Linked DNA regions of Mus musculus: region 1 is linked to region 2. Evidence: chromatin loops called from intact Hi-C (ENCODE). Cell type or tissue: heart. All regions are shown on one strand. Each heading gives the region's core, and the rest is flanking DNA. Links, peaks and the distances in the headings are about the cores only.

Evidence for each region. Hi-C counts contacts between places; a loop is a spot of excess contacts. Peaks named below come from ENCODE experiments on the same cell type or tissue, not always from the same donor. Only the 100,000 strongest peaks of a DNase experiment are listed, where the experiment ranks them.
Region 1: it touches region 2 in a loop (2.2-fold over the local background); 1 of 42 quality-filtered maps calls a loop at or near these places.

The regions. Positions count from the first base shown.
Region 1 is chr14:45,346,998-45,355,063 of GRCm38, reverse strand. It overlaps Styx (serine/threonine/tyrosine interaction protein), which reads right to left and starts at 3,878. Exons shown (of 11, transcript NM_019637.3): 1 at 3,535-3,878; 2 at 86-118. The coding sequence starts at 3,591. Psmc6 (proteasome (prosome, macropain) 26S subunit, ATPase, 6) reads right to left here. Exons shown (of 14, transcript NM_025959.3): 14 at 5,993-6,481. The coding sequence ends at 6,363. In heart, for the core only: a CTCF peak has its summit at 3,964 (motif pointing right); DNase peaks (open chromatin) are centred at 3,463 and 3,903; H3K4me3 peaks cover 1,861 bases; H3K27ac peaks cover 1,733 bases.
Region 2 is chr14:45,525,401-45,533,466 of GRCm38, reverse strand. Fermt2 (fermitin family member 2) reads left to right here and starts at 3,402. Exons shown (of 15, transcript NM_146054.3): 1 at 3,402-3,533; 2 at 3,876-4,042. The coding sequence starts at 3,886. Gm46452 (a long non-coding RNA gene) reads right to left here and starts at 3,245. Exons shown (of 3, transcript XR_001781252.2): 1 at 2,911-3,245; 2 at 162-294. In heart, for the core only: a CTCF peak has its summit at 3,797; DNase peaks (open chromatin) are centred at 3,246, 3,866 and 4,416; H3K4me3 peaks cover 4,368 bases; H3K27ac peaks cover 3,154 bases.

The DNA.
Region 1 (8,066 bases), core at 961-5,960, 180 kb after region 2:
CAGATTATGAACCAGCAGGTCTCCTTTGTGAAGTGTAAGTTATTAAATAATAGAGGTCGTTTGAATAAACTAAAAGTTGCCTTACCTGCATCTCTCGTCTCATAGGGTAAGTCCACTCCTTGAAAAGGAAAACAAAAATAAACAGCATGAAAAATATCACAGGCTGGTCAGATGGCTCAAGTCTGACAATCTGAAATTGATCCTTGAAACCCAAGTGACAGAGACCGGAATCCTGAATACTAGCTACCCTTTGAGCCCAATGCTGCAAAGAAATAACTTGGTATGGTGGCATGTTTATGTATTTATTTAGATGATAAAATCAAGAGGATTGCCAAGTTCTATGGCAGCCTGGTCTACACAGTGAATTCCAGGCCAACCAGGGCTATTTTGTCAAACACAAGCACACACATACACACACACACACACACACCCCTCCCTCCCTCCCTACCTACCTACCTACCTACCTACCTACCTATAGTAGATATCCCTGGTGACAGAAACCAGATTACAATTTGCCTGGAGTTATGTTGGGTGGAATGCCTATAGACATTGGATACCTTTCTTTTAGTTTCTTTTAATAAATTTAATTTTCTTTTGCTTTGTGTCTGGGTGTTTTGTCTGCATTATGCCAATGTACCACTTGTGGGCCTGGTTTCTTCAGAGCCAAAAGAGGGTGTCAGATCCTCTGGAACTGGAGCTACAGATGCTGGTAGGCTGCCATGTTGGTGACAGAAGTCAACCAGGTACACTAGAAGAGCAACCACCACTGAAACATCTCTCCAGGCTCCATGGGATGCCCTTTTAAACTGATAAAATATTCTTCTATCTTAGCCTGGCATGGTGACACATTGACTTTAATCGCAGCATTTGGAAGCAGAGGCTGAGAGATCTCTGAGTTCAAGACTAGCCTAGTCTAAAATGTGAATTCCAGGATAGCCAGAGCTACACAGAGACATCTTGTCCTGAACAAACAAATGAAAACAAAGAGCACTTAGCCAAAATGACAGACCATATAACAAAAATAAAGACTAATCCATGACAGGAAAAATTAAAAAGGTAAAGTGTCTTAAGAGTTTTTATTGCTGTAATGAAACACCAGAGCATAAGCAACTCGGGAGCAGGAAAGAGTTTAATCTGGTTTACAAATCCGTAGTCATTGTCTATTGAGGGAAGCCACGGCAGGAATTCAAACCAGATGAGAACCTGGAAGCAAGAGCTGACACAGAGGCCATAGAGGAATGTTTCTTACTGGCTTACCCCTCATAGTTTTCTCCGCTTGTTTTCTCAGCTGACTATAGCTTGTGTTAGGCTGACATAAAATTGGCAGCATAATACCTGTTCTATAAGCTCAGTGCTACAAGCTCAGAAAAAAACATTTTGTAAAAAACAAAAAAGTACAAGAATAAATGGCAATCCTGTATGAAAGCATGTCTGGAAAGGTAGCTCAGGCATCAAGACCAGAGCTCCCATCCCAGTGCTCATGTTACAGGCCAGGAAAGCTCAAATGCATAATACCAGCTCTGACTTAGGCAGAGACAGGAGGACGGCTTGGGATTTCTGGCTTCCAGCTTTGCCAAGAAAACATGAGCCCCGGGTTCAGGCAGAGACCCTGCTCAGAATAGCCACAGTGATAAATGACTGAGTGCATACACAGGGACATCCGTTATGTACACAAATAAGATTTTATAATCTTTAAAAACTTCTTTCAAGCTGGGCATAGTAGCACACCTTTAATTTCAATATTCAGGAGACAGAGACAGGTGGATCCCTGTGAGTTCGAAGCCGGCTTAGATTAGATCCTGCCCCTGACCCCCTAATAGCTTTTTATAAAAACACGATTTTATTTTTTAATTAATTAATTAATTAATTAATTTTTGAGAAAAGGATTCTTTGTGTAGCCCTGGCTGTCCTGGAACTTGCTTTGTAGATCTGGCTTGCCTGCAACTCTGAGATCCATTTGCCCCTGCCTCCCAAGTGCTAGAATTAAAAGCATGTACCATCATGCCCGGCTATAAAGACCAATTTTATAAACAGATTTTTTTAAATTAGGTATTTTCCTCATTTACATTTCCAATGCTATCCCAAAAGTCCCCCATACCCTCCCCCCCACTCCCGCTTTTTGGCCCTGGCATTCCCCAAACAGATTCTTATTAAAGAAAAAATTTAAAAGTGTTCTGTTAAAACAAAAGTATTAACATTGTGTCTATTTTTATTTATACTTCTATTTTAAATTCTATTTAAAGAATCTTATCTGTCCCCAGAATTTTATTTAGAGATTTTTATTACTTTACATGTATTAGTGTTTTGCTTTTGTGCATGTATGTATATTATGTATGCCTCAACCATCACTACTACAAATAAGAAAGAGAATCCTTCAAATGACAGTAAGTCACTTGGGAGAACAGGGGACATTCCTGGGTACACAAGACCTTGTCTTACAAAGTTCCAGGACAGCCAGGGCTACAAAGAAACCCTTTCTCAAAAACCCACCATCACAACAAAACAAATACAAAAAAGTGATCTGAATCAAATGAAGACATTCAATAGAATTGAGCATTTGGTATAAAGTCTCCATCTCATCTGTAACTGAGACTGGTCTCAAATTTGCTATAGAACCAAGGCTACAGTGACCCCTCCTTTCTCCTTCCACCTCCCAAGTAGAGGGGTTACAAGTGTGCCAGCCAAGAGTAGTCCCAAATACCTTTAAAACACTGAGAGATTAAGGGGTGTACACCTTCAATCCCAGCATTTGGGGTACAGAAGCAGGTGGATCTCTTTGGGTTTCAGGCCAGCCTCGTCTAGTGAGTTCCAGGACAGCCAGGACTTATATCAAACACACAAGCAAAACTCTAGAATCCTTTTTTGATCCTATTAAGTGTCACAGGTAAGAATCCTTGTCACTAATTTTAGCCTCTGGCAAACTCTAACTTAACAGTTTCTGGTACCATAAAATATTTGCAACAGATGTTAGGTAAAGAAAAAAATCAAGGTGGGGTGAAAAGAACCCTTAAATCATAAATTGGGAGAATTTTGCTCTCGATAGTACAGGCAAGATTTGTTACTAAAAATTTTCAAATTCAAAGAAGCTTAGCTTTTCTACTCCCCCCCCCCCCCCGCCCCACGCTAGTCATCGTTTTTTGTGGGTTTTTTGGTAGTGGTGGTGGTTGGTTTTTGACTTGAGTACTATTAGAGGGGTGCAATTCCAGAGTTCACGCCTCCGATCTATTCCACACGTGGGGCTGGCTATGTGTCCCGCATGTGAATCTAACATCAAGCTCAGATTAAAAACAACTCCACAGCGTGTTGCTCTGGTAAGGAAGAGTCTGTGTTCACGAAAAGCCTCAACGCCGAGGCGAGTGGTCAAGAGTACTCTCCGGGTTGGCTCCTCCGATAGGGTCCCGCGGGAGGAGGACCTCACTGACGCCCCTTCACGCCCAAGGGGAAAGGGAAGAGTCTGGGACAGTTGGGCCAGAGGCGCTGCTTGGCCGGAGACCCGGGGGCTGCCCGCGGCAGGGCGGGCCGCCGGGCACTCACCTCGGCGTCGTCTTTGCACTGCGGGAGCGAGGGGAACTCCAGTTTCACGTCCTCCATGGTCCCAGGGCCCCGGTGGGTGGGCGCGGTGCGCCCGGCCGCCCTCCGGGCTGGCAGAGGCGACAAGGGAAGGAGGGCGGGCGGGCGGGCGAGCGGTGGGGGGGCTGACGCGCGGCAGGCTCACAGCAAGCACTCGCGGACCACAGGATCCAAGCGGCTGCGACAGGAAGGCGGAGGGCAGGGCGGTGCGCTGCCGGCCGCCATGCTGCGGCCGTGTCCCTCCCGCAGGTCTCCGCGCCCCTCAGAGAGCCGGGATCCGACCCAGGCACGAGCCCATAACCGTCTCCTCCCGCCCCAGCCCACGCGGCCCAGCCAATCCCAGCCCACGCTCGCCGACGGCCCGCCCCCGCCGCCAGGTGTCAGCGCGCCTCCGCCCCGCCCGTCCGCGAGCGCGCAGACGCGGGGGGAGGAGCTTCCCGCAGGGCGGAGCTGCGGCCGTAGGGGAGGAGCGGTCGGGGCCAAGGCCTTCCCAAATGGGATGGGAGTCCGTCCCTTCAAAGTGTCCTCCACACTCAGAGGAATGCTGCTCGATCCAATCCGTGGGGGAAGTCATAACCAAACAGGAAGAGTTCAGCTTAAATTCATGTTAGACTACGAAAAAAACAAAAACAAAAAACCCCGAGATACCCATCATCTTTAAACAAAGTAGAAAGTGGCCTCTTAGGTATACTCCGGAGTGTTAACAACTCAAATTATCCAGAAAATTTCAAGAAAATGATTCTTAAAAAAAGTCATCAGAAATGTAAATGATAGTTTACTTACTAAATTGTATTCGGTACTCTTTAAGATTTCTCCGAGCCTATTTTTCAACATAAAAGATGATTGTGTGAGGAGCTGGCGTTAGAGTTAATAATTTTTGAAGAATATACCTTCTTCAGGGTCTCGCTATGTACACCAGGCTGGTCCTCAAATTTACAAGAGTTCTGAGATGAAATGATTAAAGGCCTGGTTTGAACTTCTGAACCACCTTTGGTCTCACTGAAGGAATCACTGAAGGCTGCAAAGTGTGTAACTAAGACTATCACTACTTTTCACTGTATTTTAACACTACTTCCTAGAGACCTCAGGACTGTCATTATCAAAAAAAAAAAAAAAAAAAATCCTTTAAAGTGGAAGGACCGCGTGTTTAACTTGGATTTCCTCTTAACTCTTTTCATGTTGTCATATATGTAATGCATGTTCAATATACAGGATAGCTGTTCAAAAATTAGGTGGCTAATTAGATGGTCTATGCTCTCTAGTGTTACATAAACTATTATCCAGCTTTAAGAATTACAAAAGGCACAGAATACCCTGCTAGTAATTTTTAATTAAAAAATAATCCAATGGCAAGTATTGTGGTAAATGCCTTTAATTCCACCACTCAGGAGAGGCAAGAAAATGTCTGTGAGTTGAGACTGGCCTAACCCACACAGTAAGTGTCCCAGGCCAGCCAGGGGTACATAGTGAGACCTTGTCTCAAAAAGAAAGGGGAAGCTGGGCAGTGGTGGCATACCCTTTTAATTCCAGCACTTGGGAGGCAGAGGCAGGCAGATTTCTGAGTTCGAGGCCAGCCTGGTCTACAGAGTGAGTTCCAGGACAGCCAGGGCTACACAGAGAAACCCTGTCTCGAAAAACCAAAGAGAGAGAGAGAGAGAGAGAGAGAGAGAGAGAAAGGGAGGGAGGGAGGGAGGGAGGGAGGGAGGGAGAGAGAGAGAGAGAGAGAGAGAGAGAGAGAGAGAGAGAGAGAGAAAAGAAGAATTACATACCTAGCTGGATCATTTATGGTTAGTCCTTTGGTATTTATGAAACTGAAGTTTGATGTCTTTATTTAAACAAGAATTAACTATAAATAATCTCAATTTTTAGACATTGACAATTTCCTTATACAACTTTTGATTGCCACATGAAATTAGAATTGTGTACAGGTAACAGAACTTTTGTTTTGAACATTTAACATTCCATAGAGTAGACACTCTCAGCCTGGTATTTACTGGAAGATATTTATAGAATCCACTGGTGAACCTAAGAAATAATAGATCGCTAGAAATCACATATATGTAAAATTACATGTCCATGAACAGACTTTTCCTGGATCCAGACCACAAAAAGGGAATTATTTTTCACATAAACCAAATTATAAGTATTACTTCCAGTCATAATCTTTAAAAAGTTAAAATTATCAAATACCTAACTGCAATAGGTAAAGAGAATTTCTTGGAAGACACAAGTACATGTATATACTCCATAACCCCACACTCTATGATCTATAAAAGAAGACATTCTTGTGGACTCTGTGAGTACTGTTTAAAATTCAAAGCCCTATTTTAATTTTCAACTTCATCCAGGTTTTCAAATCATATACTTACTAATCCAAAAGGACAAGAATAAATGTGCTTTTAGAAAAGACAAGAGTATATATAGGACAACTTAAAACAGATTTTATTGCTTTTTTTTTAAGGACGAGGAAAACAAAATATAAAATAAGTCATAAGAAATGCTCTCCTCTACTATCTCAATCATTTTGAATGTTGTACAAAATGCTCACAAAGCAAATATGAAAAGCTTCAGGATGTCTTTTGTAAATTCTGCTGAAGTAAATGCAACATCACCAAACATGACTTTCTTCTGTACCAATTTTTAAAAAATTACTGAATTACATACTATTATGTTGCTTATACATGTTTATTCACTTTTAATAAGATCATTGCCAATACATACATTATTTTCCTTAACTTTATTTTTACATTAAACCAATGTCTGTCATGCAGCCACCAAACCCTTCTAGTGAATCACACAGGTTTGTAGTCCAGCTTGGACTCCAGCTTCTTGGAGTCAGCCACTTTCCTGACTGCTTTCATGAAGTCTTCCTGAACTACAAAATCATGATCGGCACGAATTGCAAACATACCTGTGGAAAACAAAACAAATTGCTGCTTATAGTGTGTGCGATGCAGTTCAATCAGTAAGACAGCTAAGCTGGGAACAGTGGTACCTGACTGTAAGTAAGCTCAGCACTTAGCAGATCTCAAGTTCAAGACCAGCCTAACATGTCAAGACCTCATCTCAAAAGAAAAGGGGAAAGAAAACTAAGTGATCTTATCTCTATGGAGGAAATGTGAAGAGATATACACTTACTACTTCTGAGCCAGTAATGCTACTTCATACATTTTCATAAATAGCGTGAGCATTGTTTTTGAAATAAGCAGATACCACAATTACCTGACTATTTAAAATCTGGACTGTGTAGTACTTAATGAAATTAATATTCATTTAATAAAAATCCTGGCAGTATTAAGTGGTGGTACTTAATAAAAACACCTGGAACAAAACATCTGGGCTAGGATGGAACAGGTAGGATGTTTGCTTAACATATGCAAGATCTTAGGTTTGATCTCAAGCAATGCAAAACTAAACAACCAACTTGCAGTGACTTTAATAATGATTACCTGTCACTAAGCAAGGCTTAAGGTTGGGGATATAGCTGTCAGGAGTATTGCCTAGATTATAGACACTTGTTCAACCATCTGTACTGCGTACTATAAGCCTAAAATCCCAGCATTTGGGAGGGAAAGGCAGGATAATCACTATACACTGTATATTTCAAAAAGTTAGAAAAAAGGATCCTAGGTGTTTTCATAGTGAAGGGAACACAGGTAATCTCCAAGGAAGAAAAGCTCCAAGTCAGGTATGCAACACAGACCTTGGACCCACACATAAATGGCGCTCACTCTTGATGACATGTACAGTTACAGGTTGTAGTTAGAGAGAGAGACACTCTCTTCAGTGGTGTAGCCACAGGAAAAGGGTCCATTCTTCTCTAAGCATCCATACTTAAACTCAACGGATCAGGGACTGGGGAGATGGCTGCTCCTCCATAGGACCTGAATTTAATCTGATCTAAGTATTACATAATATATACATGTATACAAAAACATGGTTCCTATTAATGTGTGATTTCCTTCAAAGTTTTTCAATGTGAGAAAAAAAAAGCACCTATCAAAATTTGACAGCATCAGCTTTAAAATCACAGTACTGCCTTTTGACTTTAGCTTTTCCTGAAAGTCGCCCTTGATAATTATGTGGTCTGATTTTGGAATGTGATAAATTACCCTAGAGACATGCCTTGGGTCTGAATATTCTGAATGAAAACTAAATGACTTCAACCTGGCAGTGTTTCAAAGTCACTTGTTACCAAAAATAAAACTAGTATCACGAAATTCAGAATTGTATTTTAAAACTTCATTTTGAACAAATTCCAGGACATCAGTCTTCTAGAGCAATCTTTCAAATACTGGTCTTATGGGACTTGTCCATTCTAGTTCTAGCCACAGTGTACCAAACAGTCCTGCAATCAGGCTTCCCACAACATGCCTGTGGGCATGAGATCACATCCCCAAGGGCCAACTTTATTGGGGAACGGGAGAGGGTAGCTGGTAAATCAGTGTTGTAGGCTTGCATGTCCCGCCATACAACCTCAACAGCATTCTGTACGT
Region 2 (8,066 bases), core at 1,709-6,708:
TGTGGTTTGTATTCATCTTTTAAAATAACTTTTAAAGCACACCATAAGTAGGTCCAGAGAAAGAGCTGAAGTCAACCTGAGGATTCCCAAGCCCAGGGCTGGATCTGGTGACAGATCTGTGAGGTATCATTTGGTCTAAATCTAAGCCTACTGCTTGGTACCTTATTTGGATATTGCTTTCAAAGCCTGAGCTGTTCTTCCAAACACTGGAGTTCTCGGCTCCTTTTCGGCATGATGTAAGTCCCACAAGTATTGAGTTGTCTTAGAGGTTCTAGCGGGGGTTCAGATAAGAGCCTGCATTTAAATACATTAGAAAATATTAGGTAGAAGCAAATATTTAACAAATGCACTTGAAGATCTCACTTGATGAACTAGAAGGAGGAAAATATCCTGGTTTCAAAGGTTTGAGTTTTGGCTCCTCTTTAATCTTCAAAGCAGCAACAGCTTGAAATACTCAAAGCCAAGGCCTGAAAGAACAGGCTGCACCCACCCTAATTATTCTTCCAAAGGTATTTAACCAAGGGTCTCTGCCTCCCGGTGCTCAATACCACTCAAACATCCTACTGGCTTTTTAAGGCAGCATAAAGTCCCTTGCAAAACTATAATTTAAGTAGGGCAGTTATTTACAATATTAAAACCCCTCCCACCAATAATTGTAGGGAACATTTACTGAAGTAGATTAAAGAAACACGGTTGCCCGAGTGGCAGACGCTATAGTGGTTGTTCAGAAAGTAGCTCACTTGGAAATAGCTAGAATGTGGAAGCTGGGGCTTAAGAGGCTATGAACCACCACACTTGGCTTCAACAAGTTTGTCTGAGGAAAAGGAATATTCAGAACGGATATTTTTGGTGCTAAGGCATGTTAGAGAAACTCTGGGCTTACTGGAACACATGCGCAGGTCATTAGGAATAAGTCTGGGCCTCATTCCTCATTTCATTTCAAGTATTTACCCCACCCTTCTAAGACTCAAACACATACACATCGTTTTCTTGTTTTGAGCCACTTTTAACGCCTGCTACCTCCTAGCTTATGCCTCCTTTTATATTGCCACAGATCTTTTGGAGATAAGGTGAGGGAAAAAACAGATGAGGTGAATAACAGACGTGTAAATTTTCATGAAATCTCTTTAATAAAGAGATTTCTCCATTGGGATAGACCCCTGATTCTTTGATATTTGTTTTTAATTGGTACCAGTATATTTTCTATAGCTTTTGTACCAACCTATTTGTAAATGTATACATAACATAAATGTATAGTTAACTTTGGGGATGCTAACACACACACACACACACACACACACACGGGAAAAAAGTGACAATCCAGCTCACGAATCTGGTAGCTGCTGTGGCCAGTCTGTCCACCGCACAGAGACGGATTATGGCAGGGAATGCAATTCTTAGTGGTGCCAGAAAAGTCCAGGATGTGGCAGGTTTGAGTTAGTTAGAAAAAGAAAGACTAAAACCAACCAATCAAAAGAAAACCTCTCTTGACCACATCACCCAATAACTAACATTTGGGGAATTTCCTTCTAGTCTTTTTTCAATCTAAATATTTAAAAATGGGTGTGTTCTTTCTTTCTTTCTTTCTTTCTTAATTTTTTTTTTTTTTCTTTTTCAAGACAGGGTTTCTCTATATAGCCCTGGCTGTCCTGGAACTCACTTTGTAGACCAGGCTGGCCTCGAACTCTGAAATCCGCCTGCCTCTGCCTACTGAGTGCTGGGATTAAAGGCGGGTGCCACCACGCCCGGCTATGAGTGCGTTCTTGATTTTACAGAGGCACGTACAGTTTTCTACAGATTTTTGTTTGCTTGCCTTTTTGAGACAGAGTCTCTCTAATAGCCCAGGCTGTCGTGGAACTAACTAGGTAGGACAGGCTGGCCTTGAACTCAGAAAGACCTGCCTGCCTCTGCCTCCTGGGCGCTAGGATTAAAGACATGCTCCACTATGCCTGGTCTGTACAGATTTTTTTTAACCCAAGCAACTAATTCTCTACATTATTAAAAATATTCTCCTATGTATTTTCCAACAACATAATTTCATCAACACTGTTTCCACCCTGAACAACATTGCTTCTAAGTAAACCACCCACAACGTCTCAGAGTAGAAATAACTGGAGAGAGGCAAGCTTGGAGAAGTGCATCAGTTTCTCCATGATGACTGGCTAGTGTTAGCAGAGTGGTTTCCCTTTTTTTTTTTTTTCCACTCCCAAACCTCTGGCATTTGACTCGAGTTTTCCTGCTTTCACTCCCTTACGGGTGTCCACCCCTTTCTGCAGGCTGTGCTTTTTTCTTTTGCTGTTGTGTTGATGAACAAAGGGTTATTTGCGCGGTAGGCTCCCCTTTGAAGTGTCTAGGGCAGTTCACGAAGTCCAAGACACTTTTTAAAAACCAAGATCCTTTACAGTATCTTATCGGACTCTCCTGGACTTAAATAAATTGCTAGAAGAGGCAACCCCTGGCTTGCTGATTCTGAACAGTTCCCTTCAACAGAGTGTAATAGTTAATGGGAACGTGGAAGTGGGCCTTCGGGGACCTTTCTTCGTCACTAGTCAAAGTCTTTAACAGCTCAACATCAGTTCAAAACTACTTAAATGTCTTGGAAGTGTGTGGGAGGGTAAGGAAGAGAATGTGCGTGCATTCAAAATACTGAGTCCTCTAAGTTGCGGAGGAAAAGTCCCAAGTACGCGCCAACAGTTGGCGTGGGTGGAGAAGGGGTCTCGGGGAAACCACTGCCCTCCTGGGGTGGGGTGGGGAGGTCCCCCTTTTCCAGCCGGAGCGCATGAGCCAAGCTTTTGCGTCTGGCAGGCACTTGGGTTCCAGGGGTTAATAATGCTCGCCGACTCTCATGAGTCCAGCAGGAGCCGCAGATTGGTGCGGAACCCTGCTTGCCAGGCAACTTTTGTGGCTCACCGCCCCTCTGTGTCCTTTCTCCTACTTTTGTGGGATGTTCAAGGCAGACATCGTAAAGTTTCTGCATCCCAACTTCTCTTCCTAGCTCCCCGGCGCGGTGCCTTCGCGCCCGGGTTCCCCGCACACGTCCCGGGGCCTGGGAACTTCCCGAGGCAGCTTCTCACGCATGAACCCCGGGGACCCCGCTGCAGGCGCCGCCTCAGCCCCGCGAGCCCCCGCCCCCCACCCCAGCTCCGCAGCCGAGAGCCCGGATGTTGGATTCCATCCCTGCGCCTGGTCCTTCATTTCCATAAAAGGGCAGCGCTCCGCAGGGCCGAGATTGCGGCCGCCGCCTCCCCCCGCAGCGCTCCCCCGAGGCGCGCACCGCCCCGGCCCCACCAGAGCGCGCGCCGCCTCCTCTCCCCCGCGGGAGCGCGGTCAGAGAAGAGCCAGAGAGGAGGGGGCGGAGGCCGGCTGCGGGCGGTGCTGCGGGGCGGGGGCCGGGGCGGGGAGAGGGGGTGGGGCGGGGGCCGCGGTGCCGGGACTCCATTAGCAGCGGCGCGAGGCTTCGCTTTCCTCCCGAGCAGCGACGCGGGTGCCGCCAGCCTCGCCTGTTGCCTCGGGAGCCCGGCGGGAGGAGCGCGGTGAGGGGCGCAGCGGAGGACGGGGCGCGGGGAGGACGCCGCGGGAGGAGCGGAGCGCGCGCCGGCGCGGCGCGGTCTCCCCGGCCGGGTGGGGAGGCGCGGGGCGGTCCGGGCGCAGCGGCGGCGGCGGCAGGTGAAGGCGCCCAAGTCCGCTAGGCGGGCGCGGCGGGCGGAGGCCACGGTCTGGGTGCCGAGTCGCCCGCGCTCGCGCCCTTGGTTGTGCGCGCGTAGCCGCAGCTCCTCCGCCTTCTCCCTCGCAGCGGCCGGCGCCGCGGACTCGGTGGGGTTTGTCTTCCTTTGGGGGAGTGACGCTGACGAGAGCCATTTCCTCCGCGCTCGCAGGAAGGGAGCCATGGCTCTGGACGGGATAAGGATGCCAGATGGCTGCTACGCGGACGGGACGTGGGAACTGAGCGTCCATGTCACGGACCTGAACCGTGATGTCACTCTGAGAGTGACCGGGGAGGTGCACATCGGAGGGGTGATGCTGAAGTTGGTGGAAAAACTCGGTGAGTAGCACCCCGATGCCTCCAATAAAGACTTCCCAGAATGAGAGGAGGGGGTGGGGAGGGAAGACGGCGGGGGGAGGGGTAGAATTGGGAGATCCTAGCTCCTGGCGTGTGCTGCGCTTAAAATGCGAAATTTGTTAACGTTAGGGCGCATAGACGTGCTCCCCTCTGCGTCCTGCTTGTTATTTTGATTTTTACATAAGGTAGTGAGTGATTCGAACCTACCAAATGCTTAACTGCGGATTCCCGGGACGACTTGTTGAAAGTAACGAGGAGAGAGAGTATGCAGGTGAAAGTTGTGAATGTGGTATTACGGGTCTGTAGGTGTTCCCACCTCTTATCCTCATGGAACCTGGATGTTGATGGTGGTGTTTATTGGGGAGAGTGTACAGTCAGCCCGGTCTGGAGAATGTGCACTGGTGTTGGTCGGTATGAAGTTTCAGTAGCTGTACTACGTGATGGAGTGCCCTGAAATGTTCCACTCGTCCGCTCTTGCGAGGGGTGGGGCAGTGCTTGACAAACTTGGTATCTGTATTCTGAGTTGGAAGTAAGCTATCAGGAGCATTAAGAAGCCAACGAAAGAACTTATTTTTTATTTTTTGTTTTTTTTTTGTGTGTGTGTGTGTGTGTTTTGTTTTTTTAAAGCAGACACTAAACTGAGTTGAAGATGACAGTATTTGAGTGCACATAGATACTGCATTGATTCGGACTTGATTGTAAGGAAGGGCTATCACCCAGGATATTCGAGAAAACTGCACTCCACATTTTGTGATAAGGCAAACCATTTTTCACCTGGCAGATTGACCAGACTAGATAAGATGGGTGATTTTATCCGGAGAGCGTTTATCAGAGCAGCAGCTTTCTGGCCTGTAAAATGCTTGCTGCTTTGTATAATGAAGTGATAAGGTGTTTTGTGTGGGGATGTCTTTTGTGGCAGGGTTAGTTGGTTTTAATCAGCATTCATGTCTCAGGCCATCCTGGAAAAGTAATGAATATTCGTTTCTCAGAAAAAGTATTTCTTACCAAAGGGGAGGGGGAACTGCATATTTACCATATAACGTAAATGAAATAGAAGTTTGATATAATTTGGGAATTAGACTGAATTCATTTATTAGGTGACTCTGCTTTATGCCCCTGGAGGGAACTTTATTGTTGGAGGACTAAAGAGGAGTTAATTGCAGGGGGCCCTTCTTAGTACTGTCCATTGATTGACTCCCAGAGATAGCCCAAGAACGAGCCCCCAAGGGGCCCTTTAAGAATTCAGTTTTGCTGCTTTAATCAAGTAACTGTCAGTTTACGTTTGGTTTTTTGTTTGTTTGTTTGTTTTTTGAGTCAAGTAAATCACTGTTTGCAAAATATTTACCAACCTTTTTTGAACAGTTCCACTTGAGGATGAAAACTATCCCATATGGTTCCTGTTTGACAAGGAAACAGTCATTTGTATCAGATTGTCTTATGCGTGATAAGTGGACCTTATTAATACATTATAGCTTTTCCTTATTTTAGTTAGTTTTTGGTTTTGTTATCTCAAGCAAGAGTCTCACTCTGTAGCTCTGGCTGGCCTTGAACTTGCTATGTAGACCAGACTCACAGAGATCTGCCTGCTCTGTCTCTTGAGTTCTGGGATTAAACGGGTGTCTTCCTCATGGCCAGCTCTTCAGAGTAATTTTTTTTTTTAAGCAGTGCAATAAAAGATCTGTCAAGGGTGACTTAGACAAGTTGGGATTCTAAAAAACAAAACAAAACAAAACAAAACAAAACCAAGCTTTAATGAATAAATAATGATTTCTACTGTATTTACATCACTGATTGACTGTTATGAAATCACAATTATAAATAGAATTGTTGGGGGTGAGCTGTTTGTAGACAGGATTGATGTTATTTTTGAGTAACTATCTTACCAATGCTGATGCTGGTTAATTACATAGAACAGTGGGGGCAGGAATGGCTTTGCACCTGGGAATTCTGTACCTGTCTTTGGTGGCACCAGTCCTCTTGAGTTTTAAGTCCCAAATGGAGGAGGCATTTTTCAGCAAACTTCTGACAAGTACACAGAGTGGGGTACCATTTAAAATGTCCACAGCTCAGACCAGTCAAATTAGAAAGGAATTTTGTAGTTTTTCAGGTTTGTCTTAACATTGGGATGGGCTGCCTTCTAAAGCCCTGCGTGTTGTCATCAGCAAAGGGATTAAAGGGCACTTGTCAATAGTGGCCGACTAGATCAAAGCAGCCTACAGGGGTAAGAGGTGGAGGTTGGTTTAGGGTTGAGATGGGACAGTGTCTGGTTTCTTCAGAGTGAACAGCAGTAGTGGGCATGTAGCTGGCCACGGAGCAGTTAGTAACACTATACTGCAGGCAGTTTTCACTTGTATGTTCAGGTGCCCACTGTCTATAGAATAACCGTTTCAACTTCACTGGAGGGTATATGATTAGCAAAGGCCTTATGATTCAAAGCTGTCTTTACCTACAGCATCCACAGCACCCTGGGATTCCCTAGAGTTTAATAGATCCCAGGTTGACCCCCCCTACCCCCACCCCCATGCATGTGGAAGCTCTGGAATGAGGGTACTTTTGCTGTGCTTGGGTTCTCAAAGATGCAGGTGAGCAGAAAAGGGGGCAGCCATTGTGTACAGTAGGTTTTATTGTACAGCCACAGTGTTCCTCCTAGAACAAACGAAGTCAGAAGCGTTAATGATGCCTGCTTGTCGTATGTCAGCAGTACCTTTGTATTTTGTTGAAGTCTTTTATAAAGAACATTTGCATTTCAGGGACTGTTATTAAAACCTGATTCTCAGATTTATTACTTTAATTCCAACATCTGAAAAGTCTCTTACATCTTAGTGTGGAGCACATTTGTCATTCTGCTTTAGGCCTGTAAAAGAAAACAAGAAATATATGCTGTGAAGGCGATATGGGCTTTAGGGACTTACAGCTTGATGAAACAAACTTATGATTGGCCCTGTGTAGGCTGATCATAGACGGTCTCTTTGCTGTACACCTCGGTGTATGTGAAAAATGGTTTTCTCCTCCTTCTTTAAAAGCCATATGGAGCACTTCAAACAGGGGCTTTACATTTACTGCAATCTTTTTTATTAAAAGTAAAATGTTAGTGGCCAGCTGTGGTGGCGCACACCTTTAATCCCAGCATTCAGGAGGCAGAGACAGGTGGATCTCTGAGTTTGAGGCCAGCCTGGTCTACAGAGTGAACTCCAGGATAACCAAGGCTATAGAGAGAAACCCTGCCTCAAAAAAAAAAAAAAAAAAAATTTAAATGTGCATAGTTTAAAGTGTTTCTTTAAATTGTGTATAAATGGTACTGTTATATAAGGATAATTTCATACAAGTATATTTCATGTATTGAGCATATGTTAGTTTGTTTTGAATCAGCATCTTGTGTACCCTCTGCTGGCCTGGAACTCACTATGTAACCTAGGCTGGCCTTAAAAGTACTAGGATCCATGGGTATACTACCATGTCTGGTGTATATAGTTTTTTGTTGTTGAGGTTTTCTTGTTTGTTTGTTTAAGAAAAAATTAAACTATATCAGGATAAGGATTATAAAAAAAGATGAAAAGAGGATACAATGTAAAACAATTATATCTAAAAATAAATGTTAAAAGAAGGCTTAATTGGCTGGGATCCCTCTAGAGATCACTGCAAAGCAATTACAGAGCGCAAGACCTGTGAGAGTCAGCGTTCCATCAGCATTGAGGGTTCTGGGGACCAAGGGGATGCTTAATTACGTTCTGGTTTTCCTTTTTCTCTAGGCACTCTGCCTGAGCTTTTGTTCACTAAGTTTTAGAGTCACTTTTAGACGACTTCTTACAATTTGTGCCTCTCTAAAAATACTAATTTTCAGTGGTGAGTAAGGAATTTATAATCTTATGGAACTCAATGAATTGGAAGTCTCAGCAGCCAGCTCGGTGAGCTGGGAGGAGGGAGTCCACTTAGGACTGAGTTCTCCTAGCTCTGAGTCTGAAGTTCAATCGTATCCGATGATCGTTGTGGGACTCAGTTACAGTAC